Regions from separate parts of the Mus musculus genome. Here region 1 is linked to region 2. A link is a loop called in an ENCODE intact Hi-C map of the cell type or tissue named here. Cell type or tissue: gastrocnemius. All regions are shown on one strand. Links, peaks and the distances in the headings refer to the core of each region. The heading gives the core; the rest is flanking DNA.

The links. A loop is a pair of places that touch in the nucleus more often than their neighbours do. Peaks named below come from ENCODE experiments on the same cell type or tissue, not always from the same donor. Only the 100,000 strongest peaks of a DNase experiment are listed, where the experiment ranks them.
Region 1: a loop joins it to region 2, with 2.5 times the contacts of the local background. A loop is called at or near these places in 1 of 42 quality-filtered maps.

The regions. Positions count from the first base shown.
Region 1 is chr17:83,082,149-83,092,325 of GRCm38, reverse strand. No RefSeq gene overlaps it. Among named protein-coding and RNA genes, the nearest start is that of Gm19689, 9.0 kb to the right of the region's middle. In gastrocnemius, for the core only: a CTCF peak has its summit at 5,443 (motif pointing right); DNase peaks (open chromatin) are centred at 5,188 and 6,361.
Region 2 is chr17:83,219,435-83,229,611 of GRCm38, reverse strand. It overlaps Pkdcc (protein kinase domain containing, cytoplasmic), which reads right to left. Exons shown (of 7, transcript NM_134117.2): 2 at 9,456-9,578; 3 at 8,375-8,646; 4 at 7,743-7,822; 5 at 7,382-7,486; 6 at 5,656-5,829; 7 at 4,543-5,420. The coding sequence ends at 5,335. Among named protein-coding and RNA genes, the nearest start is that of Pkdcc, 9.2 kb to the right of the region's middle. In gastrocnemius, for the core only: no CTCF peak of the experiment used is centred there; DNase peaks (open chromatin) are centred at 3,017 and 4,791; H3K4me3 peaks cover 1,227 bases; H3K27ac peaks cover 2,562 bases.

The DNA.
Region 1 (10,177 bases), core at 2,795-7,794, 140 kb after region 2:
CTATGTAGTGTCCTCCCTCTCCCATAAAGCATGGGTTCTTATACGTCACCGAGAGGAAGCTCATATACTACTAGTGACCGTGAAGACTGCCCGTCCAGCACTCCCTGGTCAGGGCTGAGGCCTGCATTTCCAATATGACCAGGAGCTCCCACAGAGCTGACACAGGACCTGAGGCCAGTGCTCACCTCAACAGAGGATCCCAGACATTGGTGACCCCTTACCCACCATTCTCTTTTGGAAAACTGAGAATTTGGGGAAAATCCCTTGTTTCCAGAGTCCTGTAAAGTCCCCTTAGGCACCAAATCCAGTTCTCTTTCTAGCTTTTGTAAGCCTCAGTTATTTAACACCCAAGGAAGACAAAGAATGGCTGTATGAGTTACAGAAAGGATTTTGGATGATGGGCCACAGCCAACAGGACCTGTGCTCCTTACATTTTTCCCCTGTCACCTTGAATGTGTCATTTCACTGGTTAAAATGGCGTTAAGAGATTCCAGCATTACAGCCATACTCCAACGACTGCGTTAAGAAGGGTGAACCTTTAAGGATAGATGCTCCCCTTAAGTTGCAACTGCCAGGTTCACAATAGTCTCACTGGCTGGGACTTGGTTTGTTTCTGGTTGCAAAGGAGTCTGGGAAATACAACTATTTGTTTGCAGTGCCCAGGATGCCTGCTGAAAACGAGGCTTCTGTTGCCCAGGAAGATGGGAATGAACAAGTAACAGTCTCAATAATTAGAATGAAGGTTTCCAGAATTTTAAAGCATCTTCTTTAGCCTTGGATCCATAGTGGGTAGGGTGTTGGTACTGATGAGACCAACATGCAGACACTGATGTCTGGGTATTCACAGACACATCGGGGCTGGAGAGATGGCTCAGTCCTTAAAAGTCAGCTCACAATCAAAAAGTAAAATGCCAACATCTACCCCCAGAAATCACCAGGAATAACCAATCCATCAACAGAGAAGAATACCAAGGACCAGGAAACTTCTGAGCAGCAAGCACAGAAGGAATCAGGTAGGAGCAGACATTCTGCAAGGTGGGACAGCAAAGCCAGGCTGCCAGGTCAAGGGTGGAGCACAGCCGAGGGTGTGCCTGCAGGGTGGGTGAGAGCAGGGTTCCAGGAGTAAGAGAGGACCCCAGGCATCATGAAGCATCTTGGGAGTTCTCGGATCTTCAAGCCAAAAGTCTCAGGCTGGCATGAGAAGGCAGTCTGGGTTTTAGATATCCTTGTTAGCTTTTACAGTAAGACCTAGTCTGAACTGGTCCCCAGACCCTAGCAAGCACCACACTGGATAGCATCATGTAACACACATACTGGTGACTCAGAGACATCTCATATCTTGTTTGATGATATGATAAGACAGCCATTTGTGCTGTCCTACAGATACTTACCTTTTATGTGTATATATATATATATATATATATATATATATATATATATACTTGATTTTTTAACTTTTTCAGTATGAAGCATCTTTTTTCACAGGACACCAATGAACTGTGCGTTGGCTTAGCGCTCTTTAGGGTACCCTTCTGAAAGTGATACCACAGACAGAGGATCTAGTTGCCTGGAAGGGTGACTACTCCTTCCAGTACTAAACTCAGATTACCCTAGAGGATACTCAATAAAGAAAACACTGTGGAATGTAATACACAATTCCTCAACACCCTAGGTAGTCCACTGTAATGATGCTCTTCCAGGGACTGTTTCTTATAAGGACATAAAAAAAGATGCTGATGGCATCATACCAAAAACAGTTTAGCAAAAGCAATTCTGTTGGGGCTGGTCTGACGCACTCCAGGTACCTGTGTTTTAGCAGCTCGGCAGAACCAGAGATCAGCGTTGGAAAATCTGGAAGTGTGGAGAACTGCTTATCCTTCAAGCATTCTTCTTGGAATAGTGTTATTTCTCAGCGGGTCTCTTACATAAATATTTAGTAGTGGGACTTCAAACTGAAGTCCCTCGATAGCTTGAAGGCACTGTTCTTTGTTATCCTTTGAGTCTTGAGTCACGTGTCTTAGCTGACTATACAAGCCGGGGTGAGTTCTCCATCACCATCCACCAGCAAGACAAGGACTATCTTCTGAGGTTGCCCAGAGGTTTATTGTGTAAATGAATGAGCCAACCAGGCCCCCAAAGCCAACTTCATTTACTGTGGCTGAAGTAATGCCCATAGCTAAGCATGTTTAAGATTGGTCTAACCAGACCCTTGCCCTGGCCAAATAAAATCTTGGCAAAACACCTGAGAATGCCTGGCTTTGAGCAATGCTACTGTCAGGATCCCATCCAACACAAACGCTGTGTTAGTGCCAAGGTAACTGGATGAAGTAACTTGTACTGGGTCGTTATTTATAAATCAGAGAAAATGCAGAGTGCCTATCAGAGACAATATATTAGTTTTAGGACAGTTGGCTTATGGGTGGGTGTTTTTTCTAGAAATAATTGGCTAGCATGGCAAATTTATTTTCGGGTCACATCTAATTTGAGGTAATGAGACGTCATGTCCCTGTACAGGAATGTCTGGCTTTTGTCGTGGATGACAGCAGGGAGGTTGGGGCTGACATCAAGATGCCTGAAAGATCATTAGGAGACAAGCCAGAGAGAAATGATTTCAGAGCGTGTCCCTATTGTACATATCTGGACACCTTTTTAACGCCCAGAAGCCCAACCCACTGACATACTCATTCGACAGAGCGGGTTCTATCTAGAGAGGCATCCTAACCTCAAGTTGTCCCAGCAGCCCAGGCCAGGGTCCACTCACTTCAGGCCAAGAGTAGTCGCTCATCATCCGATATGCTCCAGAGGGTTGAGCATTACGGTGGTGTGGGGTGGGATAACACAGCTAACATCTGCATGCCTCTGACATGTGTGCATTTGATTTTTTTTTTCTTGGTGAAACATGAATTTCTTTTGCGACAGTGTTAAAAACCCAGAGTGGAAAAGGAGACTCTTAACAGCCACGAGTATTTGCATTCTGTTTTCCATCTTGGAGGTGAGAAGAATTGTGTGTGTGCATGCGAGGAACAGATGCTTCAGTCCCCAAAACTCCCTGCCTAAGCCAAGTCCTGGGGCAAGTGAAAAGGGTTAATGTTTGGACAAAGAGACAACTGGAGAAGTTAGGGTGAAATTTCATTCACATAGTTCTCTCTCTCTCTCTCTCTCTCTCTCTCTCTCTCTCTCTCTCTCTCTGTATAAAGTTAGTATATAATAAATGAAACATTGTCAACAGAAGGGGGAATAGATTATTTAATAAATGAGATAGGGTTTACTGAACATTTAGGGAACAATGCTGACTCTTCTTCCTCCACCATCTATAAAAATTAATTCCAGAGAGAACAAAGAGCTAAACTGGAGAAGCACCTCTGGAGTTGGAGCTGTAGCTCATGGGTAGTGATTGTTTAGTATGTGTGAGGTCCTTGGTTCCATTCCCTAGCACTGCAGATACTACAAAAAATAGCAACACTAACACAGGCAAATGTAGGTGAATATTTCATTAATCTTGGAAGTAGCCAAGGAAACCTCAAAGAAAGAATTTGTTGCTTTTGGCTACATAAAAATAGAAACTTGTTTGTCAAGCTAAAGAGAACACCAAGGAAACAAGTCCAAGGAGAGCCTGCTGACGAGACAGTGTAACTTCTCAGCAGAGAAGGAACTGAAACTAAGTATCATACCTGCCGGAAGCTACAATGCATAACAGGTAACTGTGATTGGAGACAGAGAGTAACCACAGAGCATTATTGTAGTCAAGAGAGTTGGCTATGCATCCCTGAAGGCATGGGGAGGGTTGTATTTTAAAGTGTTTTATGAGGATAAAATTAAAAATACCTGGAATGCCCATCTATGGGAATAGCTCAGAATAAGGTTGTATGTTTCTGAACTTAAAAAAAACATGGGAGAAACACTGAGACACAGCCATGCGGGAAGCTGCAAGCGGCTGTGGCACACACATGGTAGGACTCCTACGTTCATATAGGTTCATAGATTTGGAAGAAACAGCACACTGGGTGTCTGAGCCCTCTCTTGCTGAGAACATATTAATATGGTGGGCTGGGAAGGATCTGTGGAGAGGATGGGAAGGGGCTGTGGAAAAGCTGGGGAGAGGCCCAGGAAGGGCGGGGGAGGGGACAGGGAGAGGTTGGGGCGAGGCCAGGGAGGGGCTGGGGCAGGGCCAGGGAGGGGCCAGGGCCGGGCTGGGGAGGGACCAGGGAGGGGCTGAGGAGGGGGAGGGCGGGGCGGGGGGTTGTGGAGGGGCCAGGGAGGGGCTGAGGAGGGGTTTCGGAGAGGCTGGGGAGATGCTAGGGAGGCAAATGTCTACTTTTGCTTTTACCAGGTTCTTTGTTGTTTAACTCACACATCTACATTCATGCGTGTTCCTGTGTCGCCTTTATGGTTTTTTTTAAACTTAAAATATAGACAAGAAGACAAGAACATGTTGTTATATGACTCAGACATGGAAACTGAGTGAGGTAGGGCTGAGGAGGAGGCTCAGTGGATTTGCCTCAGAAGCCTGGGGACCCCAGTTCAGTGTTTGGAGCTCACAGAAAGGGAAAAGGGAGGCTCACTTCACAGAGTTGTCCTCTGACCTCCGCGTGGGTGCTGGGTGTGTACGCTCCCCGCATAATGATAGATACATAAATTAAACGGGTGCATTGCTCTGCCTTTTCATTTACGCGTTCTCTCAGTAAATATTGTATTGTCTTGCCATTCTGCGTGCCTGATATGAAAGCTAGAGGAATATTGTATACAGAAAATAGTTTATTAAACCACTTCATTAGGGGCTCTGGTCATCTCAGGTTGGCATAACGAAATACCAGAAGTAGAGGGCGTATGTAATAGAGATTCGTGTTCCCACAACTCTGAAGGGCTCATCTCTCCCCCTTGTAGATGGTCATATTGAGAGAGTGGGCACGTGTCCTCCATCCACACAGATAGGGGCTTCTATCTAGGATGTTGGCTGGGTGGGGAGGGTGCAGAGCTGAGAAACATTTGGTTGACTGACGATCTTATCTTAGGAGGTTAAAAACTGAATTATGAATATGTATAGATCAGACCCTTCCTCAATTGCTTACAACACTGTTTTTTTTTGTTTTGTTTTTTTTGTTTTGTTTTTTTTTTTGAGACAGGGTCTCTCACTGAACTCAGAGCCTGCCAATTTGGCTAGACTGGCTGGCCAGCAAGCTCTGGAGTTCTGCCTGTCTCTGTCCCTAGGGTTACTGGCAGAGGCCACTGTATTCATTTGATTTTTTTTTTTTTTTTTTGGTGGTGGTGGTGGTCAAATTCATATTGTCATGGTTGCAGAAGTATTTTATCCATCGATCTAGCCCCCAGAGGGAACTTCTCAATTTTAAAATTTTATGTGTTTGGGTGTTTTATCTGCATACATGTATGTGGACTACAAGCATGGAGTACCTTCTGAGGCCAGAAGAGGGCGCCAGGCTTCTGGAACTGGAACTGTAGATAGAGGTGAGCTATACTACATGGATGGTGGCAATCAAAACCCAGGTACTCTGGAAGAGCAGCCAGTACTCTTCTTCACAGAAGCCATCTTTCCAGACACCCAAAATGAACTCCTGGCACCATCATATCCACCTTCAGAGTATAAAATGGGAGACAGTGAGGAGGAGAAAAGACCAGGAAAGGGATTTAGGGCTCTGGCAGCCCTGTGCCTCATTCCCTACTATGTGTGTGTGTGTATATACACATGTGTGTAAGAATACATGTGCATGTGTGTGTGAGTGTGCATAGACATACATAGATATGCATGTTCATGTGAATGTGTGTATGTATATGGACATAGATGTGTGTCATGTGGGTGCTTGTGTGTATGTGTGTATACATATGTGTGTACGTGTGCATGAGTGTGTAAGTACAGGTGTGTGTGGGGAAGGGAGACAAAAGACATAGGAGATAAACCCTCTCCCCTTCCCACCACAGACTTGCAAGTGACAACCCAGTGTGGGGAAGCGACATGCTGTAAAATCAAATTATAAGACGTGATGATTACACGGAAATTGGCATTCATTCAGATCACCACACTGTACCTATTGTTCATCACGTCAAGTGACTCAGAGTGTCACAAGATTGCACTTGAAGTGATGGGTGAGCCGGAGCTTTTATTCAGCAATAGACAGAGTCGATCCATGTACAATCCTGATTAAAGAGAAAACTGGGCTCTGACTACATCATCCAACATGAAGCAAGAAGCCAAAGTATAGAGTCCATGCAAAGGGAGGAGGGTGGGGCGGGTGGTGTGGGCTTCACAGTAGATGACTGGAGCTTTCCCCATAAATGTGATCCTTTGAGCAAGCAGGAGTCTGCCCAGGCCTAGCTGCATTTGTGAACTTGGAGATTCACCAAGACCCCCTGGTGTGCCCTCTGTGGATGCCAAACGGTTTACGATGCTGTATTTTGGAAGGTTTTTCCACTTTAAAATTGTGCCTTGGCACCTAAAGGATTAGTCTCCATCTATCTAGAAAATGAAGCTGTCTCGGTGGAATGCACATGAGAGTGCTTTGAGGTTTTGCTAACCCATCACAGTCCCGGGGTGTGTGTGTGTGCATGCATGCCTCTCTGCAGGTGTGGAGGGGGCATCTCAGAGACTTGCAGGTCCTCTCAGCAGCAGCACCTCTCTGCTGCTGTTTCTATACTCAAAATTCAGCCCAAATGGTCTCCTTTGGGAAGCTGCCCTTACCTCTGAGGCCAGATTGCTCACTTCTTCCTAGATGAGCTATCAATCCCTGTTAAAGAATTTATAAATACAATTTTTTCCTTATCTGCTCCTCTGGCTCTCCAGAAGATGACCAATGTCCTAGAAATAAGAAGCACTGTACCTTGCGGGGTGCGTGGGCGCGTGCTTGTAATCCCTGCACTCAGAAGTCAGAAAGAAGCAGGGGGATCATGGATTTGCGGACTGTCCAGGATATGCAGCATCGTTGGGCTGCAAGGTGGTAGAGAAGGGAAAACACTTGTTACTTAGGCTTGATCCCCAGAGCTCATATAAACGCAGATGGAGAGAACCAAGTCTGCAGAGTAGTCCTCCCACTGCCAAGGGCGAGGGATGCCATGCGCATAGCCTCCCGACCTAATGAGTTAGTGCCGCTCTTAAAGAAATTGTGCCCCCCAAACCAAATGAAACAAGCAGAGAACAAAACCAAACCAAAAAACAAAAAAAAAACCAAAAAAAAAAAAAAACAAAAACAAAACTGAATGGCATATTTCATCCATTTAAAGACACATATTCTCCCTTTCTGTTTCTGAAATTAGAACAGCTTCTAGTGGTACGCCCTTAAATTAATTGGCAATCACATTTCCTTAGTGTCACACACTTTGGTGACAGCCACGCATAAAGCAAGTCTTACGTTCCACAGTGACTTGGAACCAGCGAGACGTGCTGTGCCTAGTTCACGGCTCTCACTCACCGTTAACACATGACCCACCATGCAGTAAGTGCTAGAGAAATACGGGAAGCGAGAAGGTTTTGTGGGAGTCGTGACGTAGTAAGTCCATCAAAGCATAGTAAAGCCATAGGCAGTAGGCTGTCCAGACTCTAAACATCCCACAGAACAATGGAGGGGATGCATTGGTTGGGGTGACCTAAGCTGTTGTGCTAGCTACATCCCTCGGTGCATTATTAGCTCAAGCTCCAAAGGTTTTTATTATTAATTATTATTATTTATCAACATTGGCTGTCTAGAGCAGGACGTTCTCTCTGCTGGTGGCTGCCCTCATAGAGAAGGACCTTTAGAGGTCAGAGCCTTCTTCACTGGGTATCTCATTGCTTTAGGACCTCCTACCTTACAGAATGTCTTCTAAATAAAAATTATTTCTCCCTCTTTTTGAATCCTGTTTTCTTTGAGTGACAGTGGATGGAGAAGGACTATGGCTGCGGGTGACATCTGGCCCAGGACTTGCTGAACTAACAATGCTCGAGAGCCAGCTAAGGGACAAACACAGACAACTACATTCTGGAACGAAAAAATAACAGACCCCCTGTTTGACTAACATTTCTACAACCATCAGGCTAATGACTTCCTGAATCCTGCCAGGCCAGCCTCGCACAAGCCCATCCCCTCGCCATAAGGCTCTGTTCACAAAACTGTAGCTTGTAATGAAAGAGGCCCAGCAGTGTTCTTAGTGTCTCAGCCCCTCTCTGTCTGTAGAGAGAGCAATGTTTTTATTATGCCATTCAAGTTTAAATCTTTGCTTCGCCTGACTCCAGCCAGACTCAGTTCCTACCATGTCCCAACCCCTGCATCTAGGCAGAAGTGTAGTGCAGTGTGGAGAGGCCTCTGTGTGGAAATGGTTCCTATGGCTCCCGCTTACCCTTATACTGCTGGACCTCTGCTGTTGTCACATTGAAGGGCAAGGAAGGCTGGGGGCCTGGGGGAGAGGAGTGGGATGTTGTAAAATAGACCATGGGCTGGACATCCCTGTGGCTGCCACCTTGTCTGATGGAAATGGAACATCCATTTTGATGGGCAGCTGCCTCTCTCTACCCCAGGGAGCCACTGGATGGCTGCCTACATCAGGTAGAGAGAGCTGTCCGCTTCTTGCTGCAAGTATAATTTAAATGTGAGCTTTCAGTGCTGTTAACCAAACATTTCTCAGTTGCAAGAGGCAGAACGCCAACTCTGACTGGTCTTAGGGAAAATGGAAATATTCTAGTTAAGTGGAGCTGGGCTGAGGAGCTCAAATAATGTCAATCCCTACTCCTTCTCCTGTTTCCTTTCCTCTCGACTTTTCCTGGGAAGGCCTTCCTTCACAGACAGCAGCAAGAGGTCTCAGGTTGGCCTTCCAGCCCATGCTCTCAGAAAATGAAAACTTTCATTCCCATAGATGCTATGCCTCTGCACCCTCTTCCCCAAGGAGGGTCACACGACCCAGTGACCCAGTTAAGGACATGCAGGCTCTTTTATTGGGGAAGGGTGTTCAGAACCCAGTCCACAACAAACTTGTAAACTCACTTAAATATTCTGAGATATTTTTGTGATTCTTTTGCTTCTGTCCCTACCCCACCTCCCCTGCCCCATAGCTTAATTGCAAGGGTGGATGCAAGGGTAGACTTTGTAGGCGATAAACATGGTGTTGTTACAACATCAAAAGGTTGGACATGGCTGTGTCTAAATGAACAAATACCCTGCAGTGGAGAGCAGTGTGTGTGTGTGTGTGTGTGTGTGTGTGTGTGTGTGTGTGTGTGGTAAATGTGTGTATGTATGTATGTATGTATGTATGTGTGTGTGTATGGTGTATGTGTATGCGTGTATGTGTGTGGTGTGTGTATGTGTGTATATGTGTGTGTGGTGAATGTGTGTATGTATGTATGTATTTATGTATGTGTGTACGGTATATATGCATGAGTGTGTGAGTGTGTGTGTGTGTATGTGTGTAAGTGTGTGGTGATTATGTGTATGTATGTGTATGTGTGTGCTGTATGTGCGTGAGTGTGTGTGAGTTTGTGTGTGTTACTATTAGGAAGGAAGAACAGAAGAAAGGAAGTTGTTCACTATCCCCTGCCCCATCTCCAGATCCCTCTCCAGTCACTCTCACCATGAGCTGTTCTCCACTATCATGGAACTCGATGTCATTCTTCCAGATCCCCTGGGTCCCTTCTTACCTCCCTCTGAAGGACGTTCGTTGCTCTCTCTTCCCATGTGGAAACCAGCTCACAGACATCTCCTCTGTGAAGCTATTCTTGACCCCTCTCCACAAACAGTATTTCCATTACACCCAAACCCACTGCCCTTCGAGCTATACGGGAGGAGCATCCTCAGACTGGAGTCCTGAGGTCCCGTCACACTGGCCTCCTTACATCTGGGTACACATCTGGGCTGGGCTGGAAGCAGTTTGCCATGTGTTGTGTTGGCTGAGTCCTCAGAGGTGTAAAAAGCCCTCTCATCCAAAACAAACATGCGTGCTGAGGAAACACCCTCCAAACAGAGGCTGCAGGGGGTGGGGGAGGTCTGCAAGGAGCTGGCCTCCCACAAAGCTCCAATTAGCCCCCAAATTATCTCCTGTGTCACGTGTGCAAGGATTTCTAACCAAAATTTGCTGGAAAATGGATTCTCAATGCTTCTGTCTATTTACCTAATACTTAACCCAAGGATAACAGCACACATACAAATTTAAAATAAAACACATGTTGGTTTTTTTTAAATAAAAATTTGAAACAGATGGTCTC
Region 2 (10,177 bases), core at 2,289-7,288:
TTTCCCATGTGAGAGGCACAACAGCCACAGACAGGTGGATAGAAGTTGGGGTTCTTGTGCAGCAGACCTCAATAGGGTCCTTCAGGGACCGGCCCTGTGGGGACATTCTCATCGTGTGTGACGATGCCAGTGAGATAGATGGTCCTGCTTCTCCATCTACGGTGCAGCCCTTCAAAGGTGTGGTGTGGTGGTTTGAATAGGTTTGGCTCCCATAAACTCATGTGTTTGAATGCTTGGACCATAAGGAGTGTCGCTGTTAGGAGACGTGGCCTTGTTGGAGGAAGTGTGGAGGCAGGCTTTGAGACTCTATGTGCTCGTGCTAAGCTCAGTGAAATTGTCTCCTCCTTGCTGCCTAAAGATGTAGAACTCTCGACTCATCCAGCACCATGTCTACCTGCAGGCTGCCATGCTTCCTGCTATGATGATAATGGACTAACCTCTGAAACTGTAAGCCAGCCCCAATGAAACGTCTCTCTTTATAAGGGTTCCATTGGTCATGATGTCTGTTCATAGCAATGGAAATGCTAAGACAGAAGTTGGTGCCAGCACATTGAGGTATTGCTGTGATAGGCCTGACTATGCTTGTGACTATGCTTGTGACTATGCTTGTGACTATGCTTGTGACTATGCTTGTGACTATGCTTGTGACTATGCTTGTGACTATGCTGTGATAGGCCTGACTATGCTTGTGACTATGCTTGTGACTATGCTTGTGACTATGCTTGTGACTATGCTTGTGACTATGCTTGTGACTATGCTTGTGACTATGCTTGTGACTATGCTTGTGACTATGCTTGTGACTATGCTGTGATAGGCCTGACTATGCTTGTGACTATGCTTGTGACTATGCTTGTGACTATGCTTGTGACTATGCTTGTGACTATGCTTGTGACTATGCTTGTGACTATGCTTGTGACTATGCTTGTGACTATGCTTGTGACTATGAAGTGATAGGCCTGACTATGCTTGTGACTATGCTTGTGACTATGCTTGTGACTATGCTTGTGACTATGCTTGTGACTATGCTTGTGACTATGCTTGTGACTATGCTTGTGACTATGCTTGTGACTATGCTTGTGACTATGAAGTGATAGGCCTGACTATGCTTGGGGGAGGATTGTGGAAGGACTTTGAAACTTTGAGCTGGAAAAGCCATTGAGTGTTGATGTTCTGTAGGGTCTTGGGAGATAACAATGTTGAGAGCAGTGCAGGAGATGGAGGCCTGTCTTGTGACATTTCAGTGAGAAGATTAAAGACTCTATCAGGGCCATTGCTATTTTGATTTAAGATTCTGTGGTTCTGATTAACTGAGGCTAAAGAATCCACTGTGATTAACAAGATACCAGGACAACTAAAGTGAAACTTTTATGTTATTGGGACAATTGTTGCTGGTTAGCTGGAGCTAAGAAATTAGCAATGATTAAGAAGAGACCAGCATCACTGAGGTGAAATCTTCTGGTGTTTTCTGAGAGCACAGAGAAGCTGTGTTCCAGAGACAGTCACGGTTGTACTTTGTGTTGGCAGCTGGACTTGGTACTGTCCAAGAGCACCCAGGTGGTAACCAGTTTTGAAGGCGTGAAGGGGTCATGGAGAGCAGCTGAGGCTGGGCACTGTGAGAGGCCATTGGAGAAGGTGTAGCTTCAGTGGCAGTTGAAGACCCAGGACTGAAGGGGTCATGCAGAGAAGCTGAGACTTGACACCATGAAGAGAACCTATGAGAGGCTATTGGTGAAGGTGCAGCCCAGTTGCAGCAGAAGACCCCAGCGTTTTGGAGATGCTAGTACCAGGGGATGACCACCAAGAACAGCAGCAATGGAGCGGAGTCAACCAGAGCCTAGAGTGCTACAGAGGGCTGAGCTGGAGAAGTGACCCAAGCTCTTTGGAGAATGTGCGAGGATGGTTGGAGTTTGATTTTGGTTTGCTTTGATTGTGACTCTGCTCTGTTTCTTCCCTCTGAGGTAAGAAAGAATTTTACTGGACCTCACAGTTAAGAGACTTTGAATTGTAAAAGACTTAGGATTTTTAAAAGAGAGTAGATATTTTAAAGGCACTGAACATTTGATGAGTTTGAATTTGTGAAGACTGCGGGACTTTTAAAGTTATTTAGATCTTGGGAAGAGTAAGAGTAAGGGTTGCAGCTTATTAGTGATGTGTTTGTGTGTCAGGTTGACACGGGGTCAATTGTACTGGCTGGTTTTGTGTGGTCTACTTGACACAAGCTAGAGTCATCACAGGAGAAGAAGCCTCAGCTGAGGAAGCGCCTCCCTAAGAGCCAGCTGTAAGTGATTGATAGGACCCAGCCCATCGTGGGTGGTGCCATCCCAGGGGCTGCTGGTGCTGGGTTCTATAAGAAAGCAGCCTGAGCAAGCCATGAGAATTAAGTCAGTAAACAGCACCCCTCCGTGACTTCTGTATCAGCTCCTGCCTCCAGGTTCCGGCCGGGCGGGCTTGAATTCCTGTCCTCACTTCCTCCAGCGATGGATTGTGATCAAACAAACCCCTTGCTTCCCAACTTGCTGTTGTTCATGATGTTTCATCGCAGCAATAAAACCCCAACTAAGACGTAGAGTGCAGTCTGGGGTCCCTTTCCTGTGGAGTGGCATGTGTGAGCGAACCACTGGTCCTGTGGGTGACCCCAGCCTTCAGAGATGAGGGTATGCTGAGAGGAGGAGATCGGAGGCTTCTGGAAAGCTAAAACCCCACAGGCTGGATCCTGGCTCCCTCAGGACAAACACCCATCTCATTGCCCAGAGGATTAAAGGAGAAGTGCATGGGAGGGCAGCCGAGAACAATCCTAGTTAGTCAAGCAACTCTCTGCCTCTTGATCCAGGAGCGGGGGGCAAACCGTGTTTTACATGTTCTGGCCAAAGAATGAAAATGCCAGAAGCTGTTGTCATGGACGGGGGTGGGTGGGCACATTATCCCAAAGTCTCCTAATCCCATTTTCTGCTTTCAAGTTAATCCTCTTCCTAGCTTTTTCTGTCTGTTGCACACTCCACTCCCCGGGACACTGGCCAGGGAGCCAGCTCATTCTTCTTAGTCAAAGGCAGTGCTGGCTTGGGGGTTTGAGGGTACCCTAGGCAGGGGTGCTCAGACAGTCTGATATGCCTTGCTCCCTGAAGCAGCCCTGGGTGCTCTCTGTGAACAGACCACAGGCAGACATTGAGTTCTCAGTTAACTAATGCTACAAGGGCAAGCCCTGCGTGCTCGACTAACCGATAAAACAGTGGCAGTGTTTGCCAATATGGCCACAGTACTGGCTGCGGACAGAATTTCATTCATTCCAAACTCTTCAGGTAGTATGACCCTATAATTTACTGACATATACATTCAGGGAGGTTATTTTAGCCAGCTTAGACACTAGCACTTCCGAGGACTGCTGGCCATCCTGGTCTGGTCCTGATAGACCCTTCAGCTACACCGTCTCCTCACCTTGTTTCTGTCTTCCTTGACTTTGAAACAGCCTTGAACGCCCCCATCCCACCAGGCTTCCCTTCTCTGACATCGGCCGAGGCTGCAGTAGGTGAACGTATTTCTCTCTGCCCACTGCTCCAGGAAAATCATGGCTGCTCCAGTGGGGTGGGACAGAGCGGGTGTCACGCTCTGGTTCTGGAGTCTGTGGGAAGGAGAAAACTATGCAGCCAGGACCCGAGAGACAGGAAGATGTGCACGTGCCATCTGGAGGGGAGAATAATGCTTCCGGATAGTGACACCCCTTTCCTGGGCACGTCTTAGCCTTGCCACTCCAGGTTGCAAATGTGTTTTCTCTCAAGTTTGCAGGACTAAGTGTGGCTGTTTGTCCTCAGGGAGGGGGTGGGGTGTAAGGTAAGCTGTACAGGTTTGAGGGGAAAACTGTCCCTGTCCCTTTAGCTACTGGGTGACTCTTTCTGAGAAGGTTCTATGCCTTGGCTTGTTGCAGTCTCAGCATAGGGACGAGTTCTCCAACCCGATCTCTCTTCCCCTTTCTCCCCCAAACCCGTCTCATCATTTTCCCTCTGGTTCATATGCTCCCTGCTAGATGGTTCTTGCTAAATTCAGAAAACTGAAGCTCGCTCTTCCAAAGAGCCTTCTTTCTCTTCACTCTCTATGTATTTCTCGCTGAAGAAAGGACCTAAAAAAAAAAAAGAAAGAAAAGAAACCTGCCCATGAACTTGTGCCGGACATCGGTGGTCACACAGGTGTAGGTGCACCAGGCCAAGCCTGGAGGTCGCTTGGCTAACTCCTTCTATCTTAATTATTTCTCCATCAGGTAATTGAGATGGCCAACACCCTACTATGGAGATAGCACTCTTGGGCTAAGGCTTTGTGCACAGGAAGTCAAAAATGTGTTCAAGTTAGAACCTCCTTGAGGGGATGGGACCCACCCTCACATCTGCTCAGGGTAGGCATCAAGGGCCACCGAGTTTTCAGGGTTTGCCACTGAGATTTCGCTCCCCGTAGGTTGCCAAACTCCATCAGACAGACACACACCACCAGCCAAACGCACTACAGGCATAACTGGGGCTGAGAGACAGTCTTCTCACGAGCTCATGACGGAGGGGAGCATTTGTCACAAAACATCATTTTATTAATTGATTAATTTTTTTTTTTACAAAAATAAACAATTTAATGAACGAGAAGTATAAAAGCTTCTGGGTACGCAAACTCCAGGAGGGGGAGGAGCCTGGCCTCCAGGAGGGGGAGGAGCCTGGCCTCCAGGAGTGGGAGGAGCCTGGCTGCGGCTGCTCCCTGGCTTTCACTGAAAGCAAATGAGGCAGAGAGGCCCCGACCCTACCCCCACCCCAGTCCTGGCTCAAATGCAATCTGCTCCTCCACTCTAGTCTTGGCTCATATGGATGCGAGCACTGCTGCCCACGGCCTCGGGGCTGGCCTAGGAGCAACCTCTAGGGAGAGGCCCGAGAGCCTTCTTCCCAGTGCTGGTTCACTCACATCTCCGCATCCCGCGCTCTCCATTTGGAGCGGAGCTGAGCTGAGAGAGCACTCTGAGACTGGTTGTCCCCAGGCAGCTCCTGCCCACGGTGGCTTATGCAGCAGCAGTGTTCTGGCTACATTCTCAAAGCATGAATGCAGTAATGGGCTGCCCACGGGACTGTCCCAGTTAAGACCAGCCTGAGCCCTGCTCACAGCCTACAGCTCCAGAGAGGCAATCGGGTTCCAACCAGTCTGGGACTGAAGCTGGCAAACTCACATTTTAACATTTTTGCATATTGCACGTTTTGTCCTGGTCACATCAGTTGCTCTGGGAGCTAGCTTTTGTCTGCAGGGGTTCCCAGGTGGGATGCAAGTCACGCCTGCAGCAGGCAAGCCCAGCTGGTCAGCTGAGCCCACAACCAGTCAACCAGGGGCCTTCACATATGTGGTCTTGCCGGCATCAGGGACCACTTGGTTCCATCCAGTCTTAAAAAAGACCAGCTTCCGACCTAGGGGCAGAGATAAGAGTTTACAGATCTGGGTAATTTTCTTCTTGGAGGTAAGACTACTTTCTATAAAGTGACTGACTTGAAGGATATATATATATATATATATATATATATATATATATATATATATATCATCACCATCTCTGCCTGCCCTCTGGCTTTTCTGAGGGGAGCCCTTCACATCTTTTGGAGACGTATAGCCATTCTTTTGAGATACCCCCTCCCTCTGGCTCACCTGTCCAGGTGGTCTGGTTGGTGACCACAAAGGCACGACACTGAGCATGGCTCTCACAGACATCTATAGCCTCAGCCAGGTTGAACACGGACAGGAGGCAGCCGCCGTGGTGATAGGATGGCCAGCAGCGATAGTCCTCCTGTGTGATGGCACTGTCCGGGATGCGCTGGTACTCTAAGAGTTAAAGGGAAGAGAGTGAGAACTGTGTGCCCGGGGCGGGCGAGGGCTGAGGATGGCTCTGTGAGCAGGGATCGCAAGACTCATTTGCTAGACGAAAGCTGAAGTCCAGGCCAGTGCACCCAGCCTGGAAATGAAGGCAGCGAGAGCTCTTCAAGCTCACATTACAGCTAGGTAGACTTGGGTTTGAGGGCACACACATCTCTTAGATTTAAGGCCACGTAGCTAGTATCAACAGCATAGAACGAATGGCATATGTGGGCCAGGCACGTACTCAGAGATAACCAGCTGTCTGTGTCGGAGCTCAGGGAGTTTTAGACATGCAGGACAAGGCTTCTCACACATCGTGGTACATGTGCACTTTCATGCAGTATTACCGAAATGTAGGTACTGATTTGGGAAGGCCTGGGGTGGGGCCTGAGGATTCCTGACTCGATTCTAGTCCTGTCCACGCGGGGCAAGGGTTCAGAGCCCCTCAGACATACTTGGTCCTGACTTTGCGGAGAGGCCAGCTAAGCTTCTAAGATAGACCTGGGACTCCAGCAAAGGAGTTTGCGGTTAAGAAGCAGGTAGATGGACACAAAATGCCACAATTCGGGGTTCAAGGACTTGAGAAGGGTTGGGAGTTCCCTGTGGTTCAGAGCCTCAGATGCTCAGTGAGTGCAGAGGCTCTTCAAGAGGCTGAGAGGTGGGCCTCTGGTTCACTGGTCTTTCCCACCACCCTAGGAGCCCCAGTTGCTGCCTGATAATGCAGAAGCCCTGGGCCTCTGGCCACCCCACCCTCCTGCCTCCTTCTCCTGCCAGGGACCAAAGTCCAGGCAGGGTTGCCTGTGATTTATGGCCCCATAAACGGAGTCCTCAGGGACAGAGCCAGCCATTGTTCACCTCGTTAAACTTTATTTACAGGGCTAACGAGGGCTCCCCCACCCCTAAGGCTGGTCAGGCCTCCTTGAAAATGGAGGCTGCTCCCCCCATACCCCCCAACCATTGCTAAACCCTTAGGCTTCTGTAGAGGGACCACTGCCTGTAACAGTAGCTATAGTTCCCCCCCCCTCCCTGGGGGAAACAGCTTCTTGGCTGGTTTCAGAGTAGGCTGCCCCCTCCTCCGGCTGCCCTCCATGCCCCAGGAGTGCAGAGGAAGGGAAGAGAAGCTAATGTGTGTTGTGATCCAGCTGTGTAACAGGCACTGTGCTAATTGCTTTTACACACCTTGTAGGCTAGTTAATCCCCATAAGAAAGTTTGCTAGGTGAATTATTTTGAACCCAATTCACAGTTGAGAAAAAAAGAGGCCCCAGGGGTAAGTCATACAGCCAGCTCCTTGGAGGGGTTTGAAGCCATTCTTACAGAGGGTGTCAGTGCTCACCCAACTGCTCAAGGCAAATGCTTGCTGTTTCAGGTTAGTCAGAGGCAGGGCTTCAAAGCGAGAGTGGCCTTTGGAGACCAAGTCTCTGAAGAAAGTAAGTAATAGCCCAGTGGGTGGAGGTCACTCACTCATAATCCTGCTCCTGCCTGCCCAGTCCCTGGGTTCCTGCCCTGTCCATCACTCACCAGCCCTGCTGCTTGTAGAGTTCTGCAGGTACTGCCCACTTCGGAACAAGTGTAGCGCTGTCTCCAGCTGGGCCAGGGTCTCATCCACCCCCCAGGCGAGCTCTCCTGCAAAGTGTGGTATGGTTACTACCACATGCCCGGTTACCACCACATGCCTGGCTCCCACTCCCATTCCTCCCATGGGAAGCCACCCTCTTTCCTTCCCGAAGCCAGGACTTGGTGGCTAAGGAGGGTCCTTACCACAGAACACTATCTTAGAATATAATGGGTCCTAGACCTTGCATGTCCCAGGGTCATGCTTGTCCCTATTTCTGATAGGGCAGGGGCAGGTAATCCGATGTGTACGGGTCCTGAGGCTTACCCGTGGCATTGACGATGCTATCCAGGAGAGGTCGGAGGGAAGGCGGGGCACTGTGTGGCAGGAGGTATGTGAAGAAGAACCTGTGGCAGAGAGGAGGTAGGGGCTCAGGGGCCCAGCCTTTGGAACTACATCCCTTCCATTAGCAATGGACTTCAACGTGGTCTGGGAAAGAAACCTCACACAGGGACCAGGCAGGCCTACACTACTTAGCTGTGAGGCATGGGCTTGGGCTCAGTTGTGACTACAGCTGATTGCAGACCAAACTGGGCCCAGAGGTCCATTTCTCTCCCCGTCCTCATCTTCCAGGCCACACTGTCCTCTGTTTGACCCGGTGGTGGAACAGCTCCATAGTTGGGGCTTCTCAGCTTCGAGGAGCTTTGTAAAGGTTAAGAGCTAGGGTGGAGAAGGCACATGCCAGTCCTGGCAGTCTCAGGCCCTGAATGCGACACTATTTTAGGAAGCCTCCAGCTGCCCCTCCAACCTAGCTCTCCTCAGCACTATCTATTCTTAGCTCCACAGCCACATTCGATCCTGCCTGGGCCCCTCAGTTCCCTAGGTCAAGGTTATTCTCCCTGGTTGGCTCTTACTCCACCAGTCCCCTTAGCTGGAGTCCCACCACGTATGGTCATTACCTGTAGGCATTGTAGAGGTTCCGTTTCTCATTCATGCCCTCGCACCAGCCCTGGGCCGAGCAGGGCAGGCTGAAGTTCCTGGCTGGAAACTCTAGCGTGCAGTCGGCACTGCTGGTGCACGGTGTCTCTTCCACGCGGGCATCATCCAGGTCTGTCACTTTCAGCTCCCCGTTCACTAGCACAAACTGCCGAGGGCGGAAGTCAAGCAGGGTGACCGAGCCCAGCGGGGAGTGGGCCAGGTGGTGGAGGAGGCGGCCAAGGCTGAGGCAGATCTGAGGGTGGGTCACACATAGGCTGGGTCAGGCCTGCTGGACTCACAGGCTCTGGCTTTAGCTTGGAGGTTGGCCTTTCTCTTTTTCTGGTCCCATTGGAAAAGTCATTGGTCTCTAACTGACCCTTGGCTGGACTAACCATTAGGAGTGAGATAGCAACAGGAGTGTTGAATGTGGCCTCAGTGTGTGGAACTAGGGCAGTGGCTCTCAACCTCCCTAATGCTGCGACCCTTTAATACAATTCATGTTGTGGTGACCCCACCACCACCACCACCATCAGGAAATTATTTTTGTTGCTACTTCGTAACTATAATTTTGCTATTGTTATTAATCATAACGTAAATCTGATATGCAGGATATCTGATATGCAATCCCTGAGCAAAGGGTCTTTTGATCCCCAAAGGGGTTTTGACCCTCAGGTTGAAAGGAAGCATCCAAATGTGTAAAAGGTGTGTGTGTGAGTGCATGTCGGGGCACACACGTGTATGTGTGTCCACACACCTATGCACACACTTGCCCTCATGGACCCATATGTGTGTACACTCACTCACATGAATGTGCACGTGTGCTATGGAGAGCAGGGAGAACAGCAGGAACACAAAAGGCCTGGCTCCTCTGTCCTGTTCTTTTTTTTTTTTTTTTTTAACCCTTTGGCCCATGGCCGAGCTAGTGTGTGCCCCTCCCTCCTTCCTTCCCTCCCTCCCTCCCTCCCTCCCTGGCTGAGGAGTTTAGGCTGCTCTGAGAGGCTGCCTTCTAAGGGAGAACCATCCCCACAAAAATCCCAGGCCTGAACCCTCCTCCCTGCTTACTCGGAATCGATCCTCCCAGGAAGTCTGCAACAGCTGGATCATCTCCACAGGGGCACCCAGCTCTGTGATGGTGGTCAGCGTGTCTGGGATGCCCTCACTGTCCTGGTAGCAATAGCCATAGAGCTGGGGGAGAGCCAGGGCAGGTCATTAGGTCACAGGGTAGGGAGACCAGGGAAAAGCCTGGGAAGTTTGGCCTCTGTTTCTTAGTTTCTACTGGCATGGTGACACCAGTCCTTCACCTCTTGTTAAAATCAGGGAAATGGGCAAACTTAGCCACCATGTCCCAACCAGGCACAATGCTAAAGGTATTATGCGCTTAATTCAGTTCTTATCTCTAAACTTCATTTTACTGTATTGTTGTGGTGTGGTATGATTGAGCGTGTGCGCTGAGGTCAGAGGGTGGCTCTCAGGAGTCAGTTTTCTCCTTCCACTGTGTGTTCTAGGGAGGGAGTGCAGGCCATCGGGCTTGGTGCCACGCACGTTTAACTACTGAGTTATCTTGCTAGTCTTTCTGATTCTTGAAATCTCCTTGGTGGCGTGTAGCTAGGGCCTCTATGCCTGATTTGGTGTGGGGAAGTTGATTCAAGCGAGGTTAAATAGGTCATACAGCTAATAAACACAGAGCTAGGATTCAAATGGGATTTCACAACCTGGTTTTCCTGCTAGTACGCGGCTCAGCAAATGACCATCTGATTCTCCCCCCTCCCCCAATCTGTGTGGAT